Linked DNA regions of Homo sapiens: region 1 is linked to region 2. A link is a loop called in an ENCODE intact Hi-C map of the cell type or tissue named here. Cell type or tissue: gastrocnemius medialis. All regions are shown on one strand. Each heading gives the region's core, and the rest is flanking DNA. Links, peaks and the distances in the headings are about the cores only.

Region 1 (8,338 bases), core at 160-8,159, 82 kb before region 2:
TGGCTCCAAGGGTTGACATCAGCCCCCAAGTACCTCTCTTTCTTTCTTCCTTTTTCTTTCTTTCTTTTCTTTCTTCCTTCCTTTCTTCCTTTCTTCCTTTCTCTTTCTTTCTTTTCTTCCTTCTTTCTTTTCTTTCTCTCCCTTCCTTCCTTTCTTTCTTCCTTTCTTCTTTCTTCTTTCTTTCTTTCTTTCTTTCTTTCTTTCTTTCTTTCTTTCTTTCTTTTTTTCTTTCAGGTGCCCTTCCTGCTCCTGGCCATGCCCACACCTTACCTGCTGAGCTTACACAAAGCCAGTGCCCCCCATCTTGTGTGATGGAGCAAGAACTTCTCTGAGAAGTTTGTTTCCCATGATAGAAACTTCCTCAGTCTTCCTACTTCTGCTGCTCACTTCTGCTGCTTTAAATGCTTATAGCAATTTATTTTCACAGGGACGTTCCGCATGTCCACGTCTCTGTGGTCATCCAGGCCTTCAGTGCACATGGGCCCAGCGGTCTCTCAGTGTCTTCTTGAAACCTTCAGCATCTGTGCAGGGCCCTGCTAACCTTGCTTCCATCCTACTGCACCCGGTAGGCATGGATGCAGAAGGAAATGAGCAAGTTGGGTATGAGATTTTTTACCTAGCATCTCCCCATCCCCACCCCCAGTTCCTGGTAACTACCATTGTACTGTCTGCTCCCACGAGTTCGATTTATTTTAGATTCCACAAGTAAGTGAAATCATGCAGTATTTGTCTTTCTGTGTCTGGCTTATTTCACTTAACATAATGTCCCCCAGATTCATCCATGTTGTCACAAACGACAGCATTTCCTTTTTTTGTGTCTGAATAGGATTCCATTGTGTATACGTATACCACATTTTCTTTATCCGTTCATCTCTCAATGGACACTTAGGTCGTTTCTGTATCTTGGCTATTGTTAATAATGCTGCAATAAACATGGGAGTGCAGACATCTGTCAAGATACTGATTTTATTTCCTTTGAATATTGCATTAGTCCATTCTCACACTGCTATAAAGAACTACCCAAGACTGGGTCATTTATAAAGGTAAGGTGTTTAATTGGCTCATGATTTTGCAGGCTGTACAGGTAGCATGGCTGGGGAGGCCTCAGAAAACTTTCAATGGTGGTGGAAGGCAAAGACGAAGCAGGCACATTTTACATGAGCAGAGCAGGAGGAAGAAAGAGTGAAGGAAGAGGTGCTGCACACTTTTAAACAACCAGATCTCATGAGAACTCACTCACTGTCATGAGAACAACGAGGGGAAGGTCAGCCCCCAAGATCCAGTCGCCTCCCACCAGGACCCTCCTCTAACATTGGGGTTTGCAATTCAACATGAGATTTGAGTGGAGACACAAATTCAAACCATACCAGACATATATCCAGAAGTGGATTTCTGGATGATGTGATAGTTCTATTTTCAATTTTTTGAGGAACTTCCATACTGTTCTCTATAATGGCTGTACTAATTTATGCTATCCCATTATCAATGTAACGAGGGTTCCCTTTTCTCTACATTTTCTCCAACATTAGTTTTCTCTCTCTTTTTTTTAATAAAAGCTATTCTTACAGGTGTGAGGTGATCTCATTATAATTTTAATTTGCTTTTCCCTGATAATCAATGATGTTGAGCATTTCTTCATAGACTGTACCTGTTGGCCATTTGTGTGTCTTCCTTTGGGAAATGTCTCTTCAGATCCTTTGCCCATTTTTTCATTGGGTTATTTGTTTTCTTGCTATTTGTGTTCCTTACATGTTTTGGATAGTAACTCCCTATTGGATGTATGGTTTGCAAAGGGTCTGAGATTCTGCGCAGTGCCTCTGAACTCTGGCTTCCTGGGTTGAAGCTCAGCTCTGCTGCCTGCCACCCTACTAACCTTGGGCAAGTATATTCTCTCTGTGACTCTCACTTCTCTCCTCCACACATTAGGGATAATAATATGCCCTGCACCTTAGCATTTTTGTCATGAAAAAAAGAGGCAAATACAGAGATCTTGGTACAGGCTGTCTGATGTATTAAGTGTTCATTAAATGCTAGCTTATCATATTTTAAGAAGTGTTTATGTGCCAGGCAGTCTTCACAGTAGGTTGGAGGCAGGAGGCCCAGAACCACAATTAGATCATTTTGATGTGGTGTCAGTGCCAGGATGGGAAACCTGCTGGGATGGAGTGGCTTTCACCCATCGCAGGTTTCAGATGAGGCTATCCAGAGGAGAGGGCACCAACTGAGACCAAAGGAGGGAGTACCTGCTTCACACTGTGCAGTGTTTTGAGTTATTCTGAAATTGTTTCTCCCATGGATTTTTTTAATTTTACTCTAAGTTCTGGGATACATGTGCAGAAGGTGCAGGTTTGTTACATGGGTATACATGTGCCATGGTGATTTGCTGCACCTATCAACCTGTCATTTAGGTTTTAATCCCTGCATGCATTAGGTATTTGTCCTAATGCTCTCCCTACCCTTGCCCCCCACCCCCCGGCAGGCCCCGTTGTGTGTTGTTCGCCTTCCTGTGTCCATGTGTTCTCATTGTTCAACTCCCACTTATGAGTGAGAACATGTGGTGTTTGGTTTTCTGTTCCTGTGTTAGTTTGCTGAGAATGATGGCTTCCAGCTTCATCCATGTCCCTGCAAAGGACATGAACTCATTCTTTTTTTATGGCTGCACAGTATTCCATGGTGTATATGTGCCACATTTTCTTTATCCAGTCTATCATAGATGGGTATTTGGGTTGGTTCCACATCTTTGCTATTATAAATAGTGCTGCAATAAACATACGTGTGCATGTGTCTTTATAGTAGAATGATTTATGGATTTATTTTATCTTTTCCAACTTGAAGTCTTGAAGCCATCTCAATTACAGGTGTTCACTGTGTCTTACTCCTTTGCTTTCTCACTGCAGCCCACCATTAGGGGTAACGTTGCATCACTGATAGCTATGCTTTATTGTATTCAGCTAAAGGCCTATTTTTCCTTTGATATTTAGAAGAGAAAGAAGGAGGAAGAGATCAAGCTTCACTTGAAGGAGCACCTGCAAGTGCCAGGCATCTCAGCTATGTCAGTTTCAAGCCACATGGTAGGTCTCCAAGATAACCATGCTATCATCTCCATTTTACAGATGAGAAAACTGAGAGTCAGAGAGGAAATGCACCCAAGTTGACATAACCAGAGACGACACAGCTGGGGCCAGTTCTCAGGTTCATCTTAGCCCTAGGCATCCCACAAATGCCAAAAACACCATTTCACATCATTATGAAATTTAAAAAGAAGACCATGCTACATCACAGAGGAAAATTAGGTTCAGCCCACAGTGGTTTCTACAATCATTTTCATCTAACTCAGTTCCCTGTCATCCCTCTGATCATCTCTGATCTCAATAATCAGTCAGTATGTTAATGGCACCCTTTCCATGTGCCAAAATGGCATTATATTTGCTTCTCTAAGTTCCATTCAAGAAGTTGAACTTCATTTGCTTCCCTTTATCTTTCCCTCTTTGGTTTGTCTCTGGCCTGGATGTAGTGCTTGAGTGCTGGAAGTCATTCCACAGCTCCTGGCAGCACCTCCACCTTGGCCTTCCCAAGACCCTTCTCACCTGGCATCTGCCAAACCAGGGATGTGCACCCAAAGGGGCAGAACGGACTGGTCGGCCCCACCAGGCCCAAGTCAATAGAACACAGAGCCCAAGGCTTAATTTAGAACCCCCTCCCCACAACCATGTGCCTTGACACACATGTTTGTGGCTATCTTTCTGGTGTGGGGATCTCTGCCAAGGTTATTTTCATGCTGACTGACACCTCTGTCTATTCCGGGAGAATATCTCAGGAGAGAAGCGGCTCGTGCCCAGGTCCCAAGACCTCTGGAATGTAATATTGGACCATCTATGGCACGCTGGTTTTCTGGGTGGGAGCCTCTCTGTTGTGTACTCTGTAAAGACCTGGAGGAGTTTTCTGCCTGTCACATGTTAGCAGGACCTTGATGCTCCCAGCTTCTGCTGACCCACATTTTGAACCAGTTGATCCATCAACACAAACTATAAAAAGGAATGAGGGCTGGGCGCAGTGGCTCACGTGTGTAATCCCATCACTTTGCGAGTCTGAGGTGGGTGGATCACTTGAGGTCAGGAGTTTGAGACCAGCCCGGCCAACATGGTGAAACCCCGTCTCTACTATAATACAAAAATTAGCCGGGTGTGGTGGCACACGCCTGTAATCCCAGCTACTCGGGAGGCTGAGGTGGGAGAATTGCTTGAACCCAGGAGGTAGAGGTTGCAGTGAGCTGAGGTTGCGCCACTGCACTCCAGACTGGGTGACAGAGTAAGACTCTATCTCAAAAAAAAAAAAAAAAAAAGGAATGAAATACTGATGCATGCTACAATATGAATGAACCTCAAAACATTATGCCAAATGAAAGAAGCTAGACACAGAAGGCCACGTATTATATATTCCATTTAGATAAAATATCCAGAATAGGCAAATCTATAGAAACAATGCCTGCAGATTGATGGTTGCAGGTGCTGGGGAAGAGGGGAATAGGGAGTGACTGCTTAAGCGGTTCAGGGTTTTCCTGTGGGGTGATGAAAATGTTTTGAAACTAGATAGAGGTGGTGGTTTCATAGCATTGTGAATGCACGAAATGTCACTGAATTATCTACCTTAAAATGGCTCATTTTATGTTATGTGGATTTCACTGCAATTTAAAAAGTACCTGAATCACTGCAGAAAAAAATTTGATATGGCCAACGGTGTTACATACGTGCATCAGGATGTGGAATAATTACAGTAAGAAATCAGAATAAAAGGAGAATGGGGGTAAAAAAGGAAAATGAATCCTGGGTGTGGTTAATGCCCAAGCTGGAAGCCTTTAGCTCTTATTCGGTTGTAAGAAGCGGCTACAAATCCAACTTGAGATTCCCAGCAGCTGAAGCAAAACAGAAAATATAAGTTTTTCCAAAATTTGCAGTGTCTAAAAATAAAATGTGTTGGGTGTTCAGAAAATGCTCTATTAAAGGTTGGGATAATTTTCTCCCGGGGTGCCCAAAGGTCCCCTGTGGAGTGTGAGAGGTCCAGGCTCCTGCTGACGATGGGGCCTCTTGCAGACTCCTGTGTCTGGCCACTCACACGCCAAGGCTGGAAAAAAAACAACCCTCTCTGGGAAGAAGCAGCCTTGGCCATCGTTTCCAGTCCACTCCTTCCAAACCCATGAAGGAGGCGATCTCATTCAGAAAATTGGGGGATCCGTGGACCCCCGAAATAACAAAAAATGTTGTCTAGAGCCCATCATGCATCAGTCCCTTCACCAAATATCTGATGGGTAACTATGGGTGTGCTCAGCTCCACTGAGACCCCCGGGATGAGGGGCCCCCGGGATGAGGCTCCCTTCATGAGGCAAAGCACACCTCATGAAGCTTCCCTCCTAGGAATGAGAGGTAGACATTATTTTTTAAAGATCACTAAAGTATATCGTTGTTAATAGTGTGTGGTAGGAAGAAAAAGCAGAGGAAGCTATACAAAGGAGTGACTCATCATGGCAGTGCTTAGAGAAGGCTTCTCTTAGGAGCCTGACATTGGAAATGAGACCTGAAGGAAGAGTGAGACCATCAAAGAGAAGGGAAGGCTTCCAGACACAAGGGAGGAGCCCTGAGGGTGCCAGGAAGTAAAGGAGGGGCAGTGTTCTTAAGACACTAAGTGACAGAAAGAGTGAAGGGAAAAAAAGCTAAAGAGGTGAGCAGGGACCAGGTTAAGGTGGATTGAAGAGGAGGAGAGGAATGTGGGGTCACAGGAATGTCACATCCACCCACCCTGGAGTGCAGATTATTCAGACAGATGGCCACCAGGATGGGGAAGGAAGCCAGCTTCAAGGACCAAGGAATGTTGGGATGTTGGTTCATGCATCAGCCCCCAGGTATAGGAAGGAAGATTCCAGAATGAACCAGCCCCTTGTTCCACTGGTAACATCGGCCTGGAGAGTTCTTACTCTCACCTGGGAACCTTTCCTGGCTATATCTCTATGCACCTTTGGAATGTGTACCCAAAGGGATGTTAACTTTTCTTTAATGTTTACCTCCAATATCTGTAGGATCTGTCCTTACATCCAAGGCAGCCTGGAGAATGCTGTTGGCTTCCATAGCGACCATTTACTGAGCCTTTGATACATGTTTGAGCCTTGAGACATCACAAGTACTGTGTGAGATAGGTATTATTAGCCACATTTTAAAGATGAGAAACCTGAGGCTGAAAGAGTCTAGAGTGTTTGCTTATGTGACTCAGGTATGTGAAAAATCCAGATTTGAGCCCAGGTCTTCTTGACCCCTCAAATTGTTGCCTGTCAACCACAGTTCACTGACCATCTATCTGATGACCCCTGAGGTCTCCCATGGTATACCTTCAAGAACTCTCAATCTTAGGTCCCATCTACCCCTCCAACCAGCTAGGAAACCTTAAGAAAGGAACCAGATGATTATTTCTTTTTAAAATGAATGAGTGTCTGACTTTGGGCATCCAAAACACATTCCTCCACACTTTAGCCCCTTGAGGTTCTCCATGAGAAAGAAATCCCATGGTCAAATCCACTGGGGCAAGCCTGCATACTCAGTCTCTATCTTGGTGATTCACAAGTGGTTAAGGCTTTGAGAAACCTGGCAGTAGAGACCTGTGGCCTTGTGCACTCTGGCATTCTCTACATCTGTTTGACCATGGAATCCTATTGGTGTGCAGTTTCTGCAGTCTTCCTAGGAAACCACATTCCCATGCACACACTTTGAGCATCACTAAGTTTGAACATTTAAGTCCTGATTTCTGTCTTCTGTGTACCACACTGGGCTCTGGAAAAAAATCTAAGTGGTCATGATAAATTGATCTTGTCCTGAAGGAAATCCTGTTCTGCTGGGTGAAATAAATGTGTCTACAATGAATAACAGTATCATGTGCTAACAACTGCCTATCCTGCTATTCCAAGGAACAAGCACTTCTTGGATGAAGGAGAGCTAGAAAAGATGTCAGAGTAGAGTTCTGATATGACCTAGGGGAAGGAGCAATACATCCTGTGTGGGTGGGGACACATGGGGGTGATCAGGAGGACCTGACAGAAGAGGTCACCAAGTAGGGTCTTGAAGGATGAGCCAAAAAGGGGAGTGGAAGAAGGGATGATGAAAGCTTTGGAGACAAGCGGATGGCTTAGCCAAGGCACAAAATGTTCAGGAAATGGTGAGTAATGTAACATAGCTTGACATAGCCGAATGGGAACCCAAGGAGGGGAGGAGAGATGAGGATCTGGGTGGTCTCTGAGGACATCCTCCCCTGAAAAGCTGCAAATGTATGACACAGGGACCCTCACTGCTTTTTCTAGATGTGTCTTGTCTGTGACCTATCCAAACTTCCTGATCTAGATTTTCTGGATATACTCTGCTGCTTTCCAAGGGTGATTTAGCCAATCTCTAACTCGGAAGGAGTGGAAAGACCATGATCAAAGAGGAAAATCCAGCCCTGAATTTACTCCCCAGTTTGCCCTACCTCGGTTTTCAAAGGTTACATCCAGCTCTGCTTACCACTTAGAAATACTTCAAGCTGCAAGTAATAAAAAAATCCAACTAAAGTGACTTAAACAAGTTTTTCCCCAGTGGGACATGAAAGGCCCAGGGTGAGGTGGGATGCTCATATCTAGGGGTTCCCCCTGCCCCACAATGGCCTCACTTCATGTATCTGCCCCAGAGCAGTTCAGCCATCTAGGCAACCCAACTCCCACCGCAGCCTGGAGGGAGTTTGTTTTTCTCACATTATCATACAGCTGGAAGCAGGAAGTGCTGGGATAGTCCAGCAGCTCAGGGATGTCAGGACAACTTATTTTCCATTCTCTTCAGCTTTTCATAGTCTTTTCAAGATGGCAGCTTTGGTTCCACACCTCATGTCTGTGTTCAAGGTAGAAATAAGGGAGAAGGGAGAAAGTGCACACCTTCCAAAGAGCTCCCAAAGCTCTCCGATGTGCACATCTCCTTGTCCACCAGGTGTTACGAGACTGCCCCTAGTTCTAAGGGTGTCTGGGAAAGTGAGTCTGCCACTGGAAACTGAGTTTGTTGCTGCTCTAAACAAAATCAGGGTGCTGTCAGCAAGGGCCATGGATACTGTATCGCTGTCCTTGGGCAATATAATTCTGCTGCCCTCTTGGGTGGAATTCTTGGTGATGTAGACTCAAAAACAGAGTTCAGCCCCGGGAAAATGATTGATTCTTAGAGACATTTCTACAAACCACTCAGTTCCCTTAAGGTTAATGCAAAAAGAATTTACTGTTTAGCTGATTTAAAGAGACTCTGTGGGAATTTAAGAATTTTTTTAAGACCTCAGGAAAAAG
Region 2 (8,278 bases), core at 279-8,278:
CAGACTGCCCAAGAATGAAACAAGCACAGAAGAAAGCCAGGGCTAAAAAATGGAAAGACCAGCCTGGGCAACATAGAGACCTCATTTCTATTAAAAGTAAAAAAAAAAATCAGTTTGGTGTGTGTGTGCCTGTAGTCCCAGCTACTCAGGAGGCTGAGGTGGGAGGATCGCTTGAGCTGGGGAGGTCGAGGCTGCAGTGAGCCCCAATCACGCCACTGGACTCCAGCCTGAGCAAAAGAGCAAGACCCTGTCTCAAAAGAAAACAAAAAGATGGAAAGAGACAGATGCCTAAAGACTTTGTATGAGTACCTGATGAGTACCTGGATCCAGCTATGCCTGAATTTAGCAATATCCTGAACACTTCAGGTGTGTGAGCCAGTACATTTCTGTGTCTTCAGCCAGTTGAGTTGGGTTCTTTCCCTCCCCCACTGAAAGAGACTTGATGGAGATGCTTCCTTGTTAGCCACACTGTGCAGTTGCCCCTTTCCATCCTTCCATTGTTGAGGTTTAAATTTAATGTGAAGAAAAGGCATAGAATTTTCATGCTCCTCCACTGGCATTTCTGTTGCTGGCCTCTGCCATTTTGTTAGGCCAGTGATTCCAAACATTTTAGAGTAGCAAAGCCCATCATTGTTGGTCAGGAATATTGCATAGCATGTATTTATTACCCACGCTCTTATTATAGTCTCAGCAAGTGGTTAACCTTTCATTTTTCTTGGGAAAAAATGAGCATGTCACTCCCTCATTTCTCTGCCTCTCTCAGGATTCAGAGATATGACAAAGTTAAATTGGGTATTTCTGAACTTTACAAAGTTAAAAACAAATCAGCTCATCCCCCTTCCCAAAAAAATTATCTTGTCACAGAGGGCCCTCTTCCCTCCAACGTGTTCCAAAGCAATAGCACAAATGCACGCATCTGGCCAAATGCCATCGGCTGCTGTCTGAGGGCCATCTGAAAAGCAGCCTCTTCTTCCGGCCACCCCATCCCCAGCTGTCAGGGATCCCCACTTGGAGTCCTCATGCTCCTGAAATGATATGTCCAGGGCAGATGTCGCAGGGCTCACGTCAGGCACGAAGGCAGTGCTCCCCTGCTCAGCTGTCATGGCCGATTGAGACACAGTCCCAACCCAGGGCTCCCTCAGAGAGCCACCAAGACTGGACTGAGCTTCCCCCACAGAGATGCTGCTGACACGCCAGGGGTGCATCCTGGCTCTCCAGACTGGCAATGCTGATTCTAATGAAGTCACAGCCTTCACTGTTGTTCCTTTTTTAAATAATTGGGGTGAAATGCACATATCATAAAATTGAACCTCTTAACCATTTTGAAGTGTACAGTCCAGTAGCATTAAGTACAGTCATACTGTTGTGCAACCATCACCACCATCCATCCCCAGAAAATGTTTCATCTTGCAAAACTGAAACTCTATATCCATTAAACAATACTCCCCCATTTCCTCCTCCTCCCAGTCCCCGGCAACTACCATTCTACTTCTGTCTCTATGAATTTGGCTACTCTAGAGGCCCTCCTATAAGTGGAATTAGACAGTATTTGTCCTTTTGCATCTGACTTATTTCACATAGCACAATGTCCTCAAGATTCATCTATGTTGTAGTATGTGTCAGAATTTTCTTCCTTTTTAAGGCCGAATAATATTCCATTGTATGTCTATAGCATATTTTGCTTATTCATTCATCTATCGACGGACACTTGGTTGCTTCCACCTTTTGGCTATTGCGAATAATGCTGCTGTGAACAGAGGTGTACAAATATCTCTTCAAGACCATGCTTCCAATTATTTTGGGCATATTCCCAAAAGTAGAATAGCAATAACACAGTAATTCTTTTTTTTTTTTTTTTTTTTTTTTTTGAGATAGAGTCTCACTCTGTCACCCAGGCTGGAGTGCAGTGGCGCAGTCTCGGGTCACTGCAACCTCCATCTCCCAGGTTCAAGCAATTCTCCTGCCTCAGTCTCCCAAGTAGCTGGGACTACAGGCATGCGCCACCACGTCCAGCAAATTTTTGTATTTTTAGTAGAGACAGGGTTTCACCATGTTGGTCAGGCTGGTCTCCATCTCTTGACCTCATGATCTGCCTGCCTCGGCCTCCCAAAGTGCTGGGATTACAGGCGTGAGCCATTGCACCCGGCCTATCACACAGTAATTCTATGTATAATTTTTTTTGAAAAACCTCCATGCTTTTTTCCACAGTGGCATTTTACACTCCCACCAGCAGTGCACAGAGATTCCAGTTTTTCTACATGCTTACCAACACTAGTTATTTTCTGGGTTTTTGACAGTAGCCACCCTAATGGGTGTGAGGCAATATCTCATTATGGTTTTGACTTTTACTGTTACTCTTATTGTAACAGTCACTACTATAACTTTCTCATGTTGTACCAAGTTTGGTCTTTTAATAGTTAAGAGATGGGCTTCCTTCACTTCGAAGATAAATGATCCTTGGTGTCTAAACAACTTACTACAAAAGGCCAAAGTTCTTTTAAGAGAGATATTCTAAGGCTAAGTTACAGGGGCCCAAAGATCCTAAGTGATTAGCCCCATCCTCCCCTTTTCCAAAAAGGAAACAGAGGTCCCAGAGGGATCATGCAGTGGTTAAGAAATATGAACTGGGCAAATCTCGCTTGAAAACCTGGCTCTGCCACTCACGAGTTGCAGGACCATGGAGCTGTCTCTCAGCCCCTCTACACTTGGCTTCTTTTCACAGCGCAGTGGATAGGAACAGTGTCTCTCTTACAAGGTTGCTGCGAGAGTTAAGCTGTGTGCCAAATGCAGTGCCTGCCACAGGACAAGGGCTTGGTAAATTCCAGCAGCTCTTACGGTTGTTGCCTTCTTATTCTTATGAAATAAGTTGCCCAAGTCCCATGCCTAGTGAATTGGTTTCTTGATTCCCAGTGTTTGCCCTGGCCATGATGGTTCTTAACCCCACTTTCCCCAATGTCTATGCTCACCTTAAACAACTCTGGCTGTTACTTACTGTAACTGATGGCCTGGTTTCTAAAATGTACACTGAACTCATTCCCTCAATGGTACATTGAGTCAATCCAGCACAGGAAGAGAGAGGATCGGCTGCTGCAAATTCTGAAAGGTCCACAGTAGCAGAAGGCAAAGTGACAAATGACAGAGGTAGGGAAGGGTCTCATAAAACCTTTGACCTCAAGGAAGTTCACATGATCTGAAATGATGCTGCTCCCACATTCCTGGGGAGTTGCTTCCTCTTTGCATCGATTCCGTCATGCATTTCTCTGATATTTTACAGCTTACAAAGATTCCCTCCATTGATAAACAGTTGTTGAGAACCTACTCTGATTGAGCACGATGTGCCAAGTGCCAGAGTCACAGCCAAGAGCAATGCCAGAGGGTCTGGGGAAGGAGACAGACATGATTCGGAAAGTGACACCAACCAGTGGAAAACCGCAACTGTGCTAAGGGCAAGGAAGGAGGGAAGCAGGTGCCCTGAGAACCCACAAGAGGGGCTCTCAGCTGAGCTCTAACAGATGAGTCACAGGAAGTGTTCACAAAGTAGCATATAAAATAGACATTTATTTTGTGCTTCACTCCTCTCTGTCTGTGGGTCTTGAACATTTGCTGTGTGTAGATCCTTCACCAACCCTGCTGTACTTAAGGCTCAGGCATTTGATGAACTCAGGGGATTATGGAAAGCACGCAACTTGTCCATTAAAAGGACAGTGGGCAAATCAAGTGTAGTTTCTCCCAACTGCAGAATACTATGCAGCTGTTAAGAGGAATTAAATACACCTGCACAGGCTACTGTGAAAAGATTAGCACAATAAATTAGAAAGTGAAGAATTCCTGGTGTAGAAAAGTATTAGTAAATGATTCATTTATGTAAGGAAGAAAATCATATACACAAATATGGGTATAGTCAGACTCTTTTTTTGGAGGGACACAAGAAATTACTTATGTTAGTTTGTTAGGGCTGCCATAATAAAGTACCACACATTGAATGGCTTAAACAGCTGAAACATATTTTCTAGCAGCTCTGAAAACTTGAAGTCTGAGATCAATGTGTTGGCAGGGGTGGCTCCTTCCGGGAACCCTGAGGGGGGAATCTGTTCCACTCCGCTCTCTTTGGCTTGTACATGGCCATCTTCTTCCTATGTCTCTTTACACTGTCTTCCCTCTATGTAAGTCTCTGTGTCCAAATTTCCCGTTTCGATAAGAATATCAGTCATACAGGATTAGGGCTCATCTTAATGACCTTATTTTAACTTGATGACCTCTGTAAAGACCCTATCTCCAAATAAGGTCACATTCTGAGGTTCAGGGGGGTTAGGACGTCAACATATGAACTTGAGTAGGGGACACAATTCAACCCATGGCATTGCTGGGAGACAAAAGGGATTCATCTTTTACTTCATATATTCCTCTATAGTATTTATACTTTTATGATAAGCATACATTTCAATTACAAAAACAACTTTTAGTCCAAAAAGTGGGTGGAAATTTAAATCCTGCCACAAATCAAGCACCAAGTGAAAACATTGGGGTTGTATATTGTAGGTCAAAGTGACCTGTTTCTATATCTGAAACAAGAGGCACACCCTCCATTAAGGCCTCCAAGCGGGAGTGTGTATGTCCAAGAAAGGGAACCTGACCATCACTGGTCTTGCACACTTCTAGATATTTTTATTTTCTTTTAATTTCTATTTTGTTTTATATTGCGTGTGGAGGGGTACATACTTAAAACTTTCTACTTGGGGTTTGCCTTCTAAATAGCGTGCATGGCAAAGGCCTTGGGAGCACCTTTCACGAAGCTTAATATTTTCATAAGCAAAGAAAAGGACCTAGTCCGTGACTGCGTATGAGTCACGTTAGTTTGGTTTTCTTCAAAGGCTGACTACTCCAGTTGCTATCTCTGTGTGACACAGTGTCTTAGGATGACTATGTTATTTTGCTCATGATTTCATAGATCAGGAATTCAAGAAGGGATTAGCTGAGTGGTTCTTGCCGGGGGTCTCTTATTTGTTGCAGTGAGATGTTGGCTGAGCCTGGAGTCATCTGCAGGCTTGGCTGGGCTGCACGTCCCAGATGATCCTCTCACATGACTGATGGTCACTGGTTATCTGCTGAGTTCTCAGCAGAGATGCCAGAGCACCTACACGTGGCAATCTCAGGGCATCTAATGTCTTAAACGGTGGCTGACTTCTCCCAGAGGGAGTGTCCCTGAATACTTGGCAGAAGCCGCACGGCCTTTTCTGATCCAACCTCAAAAATTAAGGCATCACTATTGCTGGACTGATTGCAAGCCAGTTACATTCAAGGCTCAGATCCAAGGGGAGGGAACCAGGCAGAAACTCAATGCTTTTCCTGACCTAGCTTCAGAAAGAGCAGAGTGTATTAGTTATCTATCACTGCATAACAAATTCTCTCAAAGCTTAACAGCTTAAAACAACAAACCTTTAGGACTGTACAGTGTCTATGGGCCAGGAATTCAGAAGTGCCTCTGCAGGCTGCCTCTGACTCAAGGCCTCTTGTGAGATTGCAGTCAATATATCAGCAAGGGCTACAATTATCTGAAGGTTTGGCTGGTGCTGGAAGATCTAATTCCAAGATACTCGGTCACATGGCTATTGGCAGGAAGCTTCTGTTCCTCAGGGTTGTTGACAAAAGGCCTTAGTTCTTCACTGTATGGGCCCTTCCATGTGTTGCCTGAGTATCCTAAAAGCATGGCAGCCAGTTTCCCCAAGAACCGAGTGAGACAGAGATAGAGAGAGAGAGATAGAGATAGAGAGAGAGAGCAGGAAGCTTCAGTGCCTTTTATAATCTAGTCTCTGAAGTCATACCCCATCATTTTCACTTAATTCTATTTGTTAGAAATGAGTCACCAAGGTCACACGCAAGGGAAACGGCATTAGGCTTCACATTTTGCAGCAAATGTCAAAGAGTTCTGACACCACCCACGACATCATCTCTGTTGCATCCTATTGGTTATAAGTGAGTCCCAGCACAGATTCAAGGGGAGAGGACATACATCCCACCTCCAGTGGGAGGAATGTCCAAGGATTTTCAGACAAGGACTTAGATACAGTGTCTTAGCTCAGATTTCTATAACAAACTGCCATAGGCTGGGCGACTTAAACAAGAGGAATTTATCTCTCACAGTCTGGAGGCTAGAAAAATCCAAGATCAAGGTGCTGGAAGATTCCTTTCCTGGCTTGCAAATAGCCACCTTCTTGCTATGTCCTCATCTGTCAGAGACAGTGTGCAGGCACTCTGGTATTTCTTCCTCTTTTCAGAAGGGCACTAATCCCATTATGGAGACCCTTACCCGCATGACCTCACATAACCCTAATTACCTCCCAAAGACCTCCCTTCCAAATACCGTCGCATGACGGGGAGGGTTAGCGTTTTCACATATGAGATGGGGGGAACATAAACACTCAGTCCATAACCTTCCATGCCGGGCCCTTCAAAATGTGTGTCCTTCTCACATTCAAAATTCATTCAATCCCAACAGCCCCAACAGACTTCACTGGTTCTAGCATCAACTCTAAAGTCCCAAGTCTCATCTAAATATCATAGAAGTCAGATATCTACATCATAAAGAGTTTATTCCAGGAGAAACAAAAGGGGAGAGTGAGACAAGGAAGGGAGAAGAGCCAGCAAGGGATAGATTACAGCTTGGAGCTCCGTCCTGCTGGGGGTTCTTCAGAATCCACGTGGAACATGGCTCAGCCTAGGCCCATTAGAGGATGGGGGACTGGGCAATTATCCATCTACTCTCATCCCCAACTAGTTGAGGTTTTCCCCTGGAAGCGTTAACACCCCCAGAGAAAGCCCTTAAGCAGCTGGAGATGGGACTCTGTCAGTGAATTGAAAACTGTTGCCCACTACCTCAAGTGAACTCAGGTAGCCCAGGGTGGATATAGAAAAAGCACCAACAGCATCTGCTATGGAATGTGAGATCAAGGAGTGCCTTCCAAAATAAATGTTTTTTATTGATCAGGTAAAGGGCTTGTGATAACAGGTCACTGTGACTCGGCAAACAGATTCTGTGATAGTCACATAGGCATGCAAAAATACTCACAGGTTCTCAGGCTATGGAAGACTCTGATTCACCCATTCAGTGAATATATACTCAACAGCTACCACAAGCCAAGAACCGTGCTAGGCTCTGGGGTTACAATAATGGACAAAACAGATGAGTTTTCCGACCTCACAGGGCTTATAGGCTAGAGGATTAGAGCGGCATTAATCAAATAATCACACAACATGATAAATACTAATTTGACAGCTGGTATGAAGGTGCATTTTCTGCAGAGAAGGCCCTTGACAGGGCTATAGAAGCCACCGTGTATGTTCCCCAGGGCATGGTGAGAAAGCAGTGGATGGTGTTGGAAGCAGTTTTGAGCATGTGCTGGGTAATACCTTCACAGAGAAGCTTCCTCGCCCTTTCAAGAAGTCTCTTGGGGAGATAGGGAGCTTTCTACTAGTTTGACAGAATGAGAATTTCTCTCTGAAGCTGGGCTTTTATAAGGAAGGGTCGATATCACTTCAGCATAGATCTAGTCATTGAAATAATAGTACTTGAAAGAAAGAAATACAACCAACACCCGAAGGATGGTGAATTGCAAAGAGAAACAAGTCTGGGTTTTCTTGATGACATTGCTGAGCTTTTTCGCTAGCCTTAGTCTCCTCACCCTCGAACTTCTTGTGATGTGAGCTCATTAAAAGTCTTTATTGCTTCATCCACTCTAAATCAAGTTTTCAGTTACTTGCAACCAAAAACATCCCTGACACACCATATATTTCATATTTTTCCACAGTTCTTCATGAGAACTCTTATTGTTCCCATGCTAGGTGAAGGAAACTGATACCCATATAAGTGAACTATCCAAGGTCACACAATGAATAAAGCTGGAATTGGGATGCAGGCCTTCTCATTGCAGCTCCTCTGAATTTGCTCTAGTGCAGTATACTACAGCACAACACAACACAAGCCCCTTTTCTCCCCACTAGGTCTTTGCCACATGTTGTCACCTTACAGAGCTATTTTTAGTCCCCAGATGCCATGAGGCACGGGATTCCTAACTGCCACCTCCTAGCTCAGTGCCATTGACATGATGTGTCAGCGTAGTGGCCTTTCCTGTAATTGCGCAAGTCCAGAGTTTCCACGGACATCCTTTTTGTTTTTTGCGTCCTTGCCTTGACAATTTGTACTGCTCTCTTCCTCCTTTGGCCATTCTTGTTTAACTGTTTCCCTAGAACTTTTATTATGTCACCACATACACACATTCTT

Evidence for each region. A loop is a pair of places that touch in the nucleus more often than their neighbours do. Peaks named below come from ENCODE experiments on the same cell type or tissue, not always from the same donor. Only the 100,000 strongest peaks of a DNase experiment are listed, where the experiment ranks them.
Region 1: it touches region 2 in a loop (8-fold over the local background); 4 of 110 quality-filtered maps call a loop at or near these places.

The regions. Positions count from the first base shown.
Region 1 is chr5:173,533,645-173,541,982 of GRCh38, reverse strand. No RefSeq gene overlaps it. Among named protein-coding and RNA genes, the nearest start is that of LINC02995, 42 kb to the left of the region's middle. In gastrocnemius medialis, for the core only: no CTCF peak of the experiment used is centred there; a DNase peak (open chromatin) is centred at 3,902; H3K27ac peaks cover 4,344 bases.
Region 2 is chr5:173,452,131-173,460,408 of GRCh38, reverse strand. All of the region lies in intron 3 of LOC105377732 (a long non-coding RNA gene), which reads right to left. Among named protein-coding and RNA genes, the nearest start is that of MIR8056, 110 kb to the right of the region's middle. RefSeq lists an enhancer at 4,433-5,632. In gastrocnemius medialis, for the core only: no CTCF peak of the experiment used is centred there; DNase peaks (open chromatin) are centred at 1,037, 2,768, 5,078, 8,078 and 2 weaker places; H3K27ac peaks cover 6,887 bases.